2 separate regions of the Homo sapiens genome follow, and region 1 is linked to region 2. A link is an interaction called in ENCODE POLR2A ChIA-PET data of the cell type or tissue named here. Cell type or tissue: CD4-positive, alpha-beta T cell. All regions are shown on one strand.

Region 1 (2,500 bases), 100 kb after region 2:
TTTCCACCTGGCAGCAGGTGACTTGGCTGCCTGCGTAATCCAGTCATCCATCCATGCACCTGTTCACCATATTGTTATTGAACACAGTCAAGACACTGTGTTAGATCCTGTAGTGAGCTGTTAATAGGAAAGACACGAAGACCCTGCCATGCAGATCAGTCCCAGGCAGCTTGGAGAGGAGCCTCCTGCAGGAAATGAACACTCAGCCACTGCTGCAGGACTGACAGACAGATGGCCACATGCCGGTGGGCTCTGGTTCCTTTCCTCTACACCACCCCCCGAGGGCTCTCTCTTTTCTCCATTTAATATTACATTTTTATTTCGTGTTGAAGAACAGATGTTAAAGGCAGTGTTCTAAGGGCCCAGGAGAGTATTCTCATATTCTTCCCTTTTTATATGCAAACTGGTTAAGTCCATGGCCAAATGGCATTTAAAATGTCTCTGTGACATTTAACCCTTCAAGGAATCCACCAAAGTTTTCCCCTTCATGCCTGGCTTTGAAACCCAGAAAGTCCTTTCTGACATAGAAAGAATTAAGATTCCGCTGCCACCCCCACCCCACACATGGCCTTGGGCAGCTGCTTGCTCAGGAGTTTACTTCTCAGCATCAGTTTGGGTGGGGTTCTTAGATGCCATGCATCCTGAAGGACTAAAATAAATGTTTAAAAAGTAAACTCAAAATATTTCCTGCCTTAGAAGCAGTATTCTTTTGTGCTTAAGTGCGTTTTTGTGGCTGAGGATTTGTGTTTTTGCATTTCTGTGAAGCTGTCCATCAGGAGGAACCATCAAGCGTGGAGAATCTTTAGGGTGATTTCAAAGCATTTCTGCAGAAGGATTCTGCCTATATTGTCTATGCCCAGACGGTCTTGTAACAGAAAACAGGAATCTTTGACCTGCGGAATGCCAGAGACCGTCTTCCTCTGTGGCCTGTGCTGTTTCGTCACCGTTTATTCAGACTTCCTCTTAGCGTGTTAGACTCTGGGCAGGTTTTAGGGACACATTAGGAGACAAGACAGATGCACCCTCTGCTGCAAGATCAGTCCGAAAGTAAGGAAATGAATACAGCCATTTAGTCACTGATAAATGTGGTGAAGAAAATAAAACAAGGCGATATGAGAGAGAGAGTGCCAGGGAGTTTGGTGGTCAGGAGAGACCTCCCTGGAAATGGTCATCTTGTGGGAGGCCACTCAGGAACAGTGTCCCCAGCAAAGGGAAAGAGCAGCAGTTTCAGAGGCCCACAGATGCTTAGCACCAATTCTGTGCTTATTACTTCAGCATAGTGGGACATTCCCAAGTTGCCTTTACAGGCTTTTTTTTCCAACTTGTCCTTGCTTTCTACCAGGTGGTAATGATTTCATTTTCTCTCTGTTTTTCTTGCTTCTGGCTTGAGCTCAGCTCCTGCGTGGCCTGACTGGTCAGCCAGGTTGTTGCAGATAAACACCTTGTGGTTCCCAGGTCTCCTCTATAAATCGTCTCTCTGCTGGAAAATTATTTGATTTTATTTCATGTTCTCTTTCTCTGTATTCAGGGATTACCAGCAACAAAAATATCGTGAAAATAGATGGGTCAAAATTTTTGGGTTTCAAGTCTGAATTACGAAGCTGACTAGTGTAGAAGTTGAAATATTCATGGGCCTTTTATTTAGTCTCCTTGAAACCAGCCCTGCTTAATCTTGTTTGTAATTCTATATGGAAGAGAATCATACTGTGACTACAGAGAGGGATTGAGCAACCTGCTTTCCATTTCCAGTCTTGAAACTCTAGCTCAGTCTCCTGGTCTGAAACATGAAGTTAAAGGTTGACTGACACAATTTGGTCTTCTCTTTACATTACTTAAAAATATTTAAAATGTATGTAAAATACTCATCTTCAATTCCTTTTAAGAAGTTGCCTCCTCAGGTCAGACTTCCCATCCTTGCCAGCACGCTGCTGCAGCAGCTCCCCAGCACTAGGCCCATGCCACAGGTGTGGCCGGGCACCGTTTCGCATGTGGAAGTCCACTCAGGGCAGAAAGGGGCAGCGTTCCCTCTCCCTGGCACAGCTCGTATCAGGCTTCACTCATCATCATTTTTTCTCTCTCCTTTCCTCTCACCCTGTTCACATTGTCTGTTTGTTCACTCATTCATTGGAGAAATGTTGACTTGAGTACCTACCCAAGGGAGAACCAATCGAGTTCAAAAATATATTTACAAAGAAGATACAGGCAGCAGGTAGAGATCGTAGACTGGAGGTCCATGGGCCCTGGTCAGCCCACAGATGGGTTTAGTTTGTCAACCACAGTATTTTAGTGGTTTTTAAAATTTAATTGACAATATTTGAAAATTGGGCTGTTTCCCATAAAACAGCCTGGAATTTGGGGGCCCTGGCCTGCGTCTCTGCATAGCCATGTTGGTTGGTTGCACCGTGGTCACTTCCTTAGATGTGGGTGAGATTGGAGAATGCCTTCGGGCTCGGGCTCAGGCTGAAGACATTTGAGGGTCCACTCCTGAAAGGTCTCCCTT
Region 2 (2,500 bases):
CAATATGGCGAAACCCCATCTCTACTAAAAATATAAAAATTAGCCAGGCGTGGTGACGCACACATGTAATCCCAGCTACTCGGGAGGCTGAGGCAGGAGAATTGCTTGAACCTGGGAGGCAGAGGTTGCAGTGAACTGAGATCGTGCCACTGCACTCCCGCCTGGGTGACAGAGCGAGACTCTGTCTCAAAAAAAAAAAAAAACACCCACAGATTACCAGAACCACACTCTTGCTCTGTGATGTGTGGGGCAGATGCATAGCTGAGCCTTTCTCGGATGGCTGGCGTGGGAGGAGAAGCGATCCACTGGCCCTGGATAATGGTTGATGGTGCTTTGTTTTGTGTATTGCTTCCTTCTATAAGGGCGGTCAGGGTCTCAATGGGAAAGAGGAACAAGGAACGTTAGAGAGATAATCGTTCCTAGAAACACGAAGAGGGGCCGAGAATTAGAGGACAAGAAGGAATGAATGTCAATGTTGTTAGGGACAATTAGGAAATGTCATACTATCTGCAAATACCGGATGTCTGAAATATTTTAGCAAAACTGAAATAAATAGATTAGAAGAATAAAGTTGGAGGACGCATGCTGCCTGATTTCAAGGATGACTATAAAGCTACAGTAAAAAAGACCATGTGGTATTCACCTAAACATAGACAAATAGATCAGTGGGTTAGAAAAGAGTCCAGAAACAGCCCATACCAATATGGTGTATTGACTTTTAGCGCAGGTGCATAAACAATTTGATGGAGAAAGGGGAGTCTGTTCAGCAGATGGTGCTGGGCAATTGTAGATCCACATGCAAAAGGAGATGAACTCAGCAGGTACCTCATACCTGATACCAAAGATAATTCAAGCTGGATTACAGACCTAAAGATACAATATAAACTACAGAGCTGGAGAAGAAAACATCGCAGCTGTTAGGAATGGGTATTTGTCTTTGTAGTGTTCCATTCATATCAAATCATGTCATGCTGTATAAGTTGTGTCTGTAACCAGCTTTTTGCCACTTAGCATTGCATTTTTCCAGGTCGTTAATGTTCCTCCTGCCCCTTCACTGATGCTGACTGTGCCAGGCCATCCTCTGAGCTCTGATCTAGAGGAGCGCTGTAAGGCAGAGGCTGCATAAAGAACCTGGCCTCCATGAGTAGGAATCCAGAAACACACTTGGCAGTCCAGCCCATCTCTCCCATGGGGTGGCCTTGGGATAAAGAGCATGGGCCCTTCTGCAGTGACAAAACTCAGAACTGTTGGAAAGTCATGGACCTCACAGAATCCTGAAAACAAAAAGAGAGCTGTGCTTCATGAGTCACCTCTGACTTCAAGAGGAGCTGTCTTTTCCCTTGGCCCCATTGCACGTGTTTTCCAGAACCACAACACCCTGCGATGTCTGTATCTGTGCCTGTCACTGTCTTATTTAAGAAAACCCCAAACCACATGAATTGTGATAAACAAAAGTATTTTGAATTCCACCCTTTAGGCTTATTATGACATAAAAAATCATGCCCTGGATGTAAGTGGGCTGACACTGCTGAATTCATGATAGGAAATGGTCATCTGACTTCCTTCTGGAGGAGAGGCCTGAGAGGGAGGGAGTGCTTTGACCGGAGTCCAGGGAGCACTGAGATATATTTAGCCTCTCATAAGCATGGGCTGCCAAGGTTAAGTCAGACCAGTTCTACTCCTCTGTGTGTCCTAGGACATCACTTGATCTATATTTCCTGTCTCAGTTTATCCTGAATGTAAGATTTACTCCAAGAGGGCAGGAGCTGGGCCACATCTGTTTCATTTTCATTTTCTTCTGTATTCCAAATATCAAGCACAATGCCTGGCATCCCACAGGCATGAAATAAAAATGTATTGAATGTCAGTGAATGAATGAATAATGTATGGATAGATGGATGGATAAAATGGAAGGGTGAATAGGTAGATTGGTGGGTGGATGAATGGATTGGTGGATGGTTGGATGGATGGATGGATGGATGGATGGATGGATGGATGGATATGATATATGGATGAATAAGATCGGTGGATGGATGGGAGAATGGATGGATGAATGCATGGATGGATGGATGGATGCATGGGAGGATAGATGGATGAATACATGGATGAATGCATGGATGGATGGATGCATGGGAGGATAGATGGATGAATACATGGATTGATGGACAAATGGATGGATGGATAGATGGAAGGGTGGATGGGTGAATGGGTAGATGGACGGATGATTGGATGGGTGGATGGATGTGAGGATGGATAAGATGAGATGAGATGGTATGACTTTTTGTTGGTTCTGTAGTTCAATTAGTTCAATTAGGGTGCTTTTTTTTTTTTGAGACGGAGTCCCGCTCTGTTGCCCAGGTTAGAGTGCAGTGGCACGATCTCAACTCACTGCAAACTCCATCTCCCAGGTTCCAGTGATTCTCCTGTCTCAGCCTCTTGAGTAGCTGGGACTACAGGTGCCTACCACCACACCTGGCTAATTTTTGTATTTTTAACAGAG

The links. ChIA-PET counts read pairs that join two places held together with the same protein. Peaks named below come from ENCODE experiments on the same cell type or tissue, not always from the same donor. Only the 100,000 strongest peaks of a DNase experiment are listed, where the experiment ranks them.
Region 1: POLR2A ChIA-PET joins it to region 2 with 5 read pairs; 8 of 35 experiments call an interaction of 5 or more read pairs at or near these places.

The regions. Positions count from the first base shown.
Region 1 is chr6:297,839-300,338 of GRCh38, forward strand. All of the region lies in intron 1 of DUSP22 (dual specificity phosphatase 22), which reads left to right. Among named protein-coding and RNA genes, the nearest start is that of DUSP22, 6.6 kb to the left of the region's middle. In CD4-positive, alpha-beta T cell, no CTCF peak of the experiment used is centred here; a DNase peak (open chromatin) is centred at 943.
Region 2 is chr6:194,646-197,145 of GRCh38, forward strand. The region is part of intron 2 of LINC03066 (long intergenic non-protein coding RNA 3066); the gene reads right to left. Among named protein-coding and RNA genes, the nearest start is that of LINC03066, 9.6 kb to the right of the region's middle. In CD4-positive, alpha-beta T cell, no CTCF peak of the experiment used is centred here; a DNase peak (open chromatin) is centred at 1,366.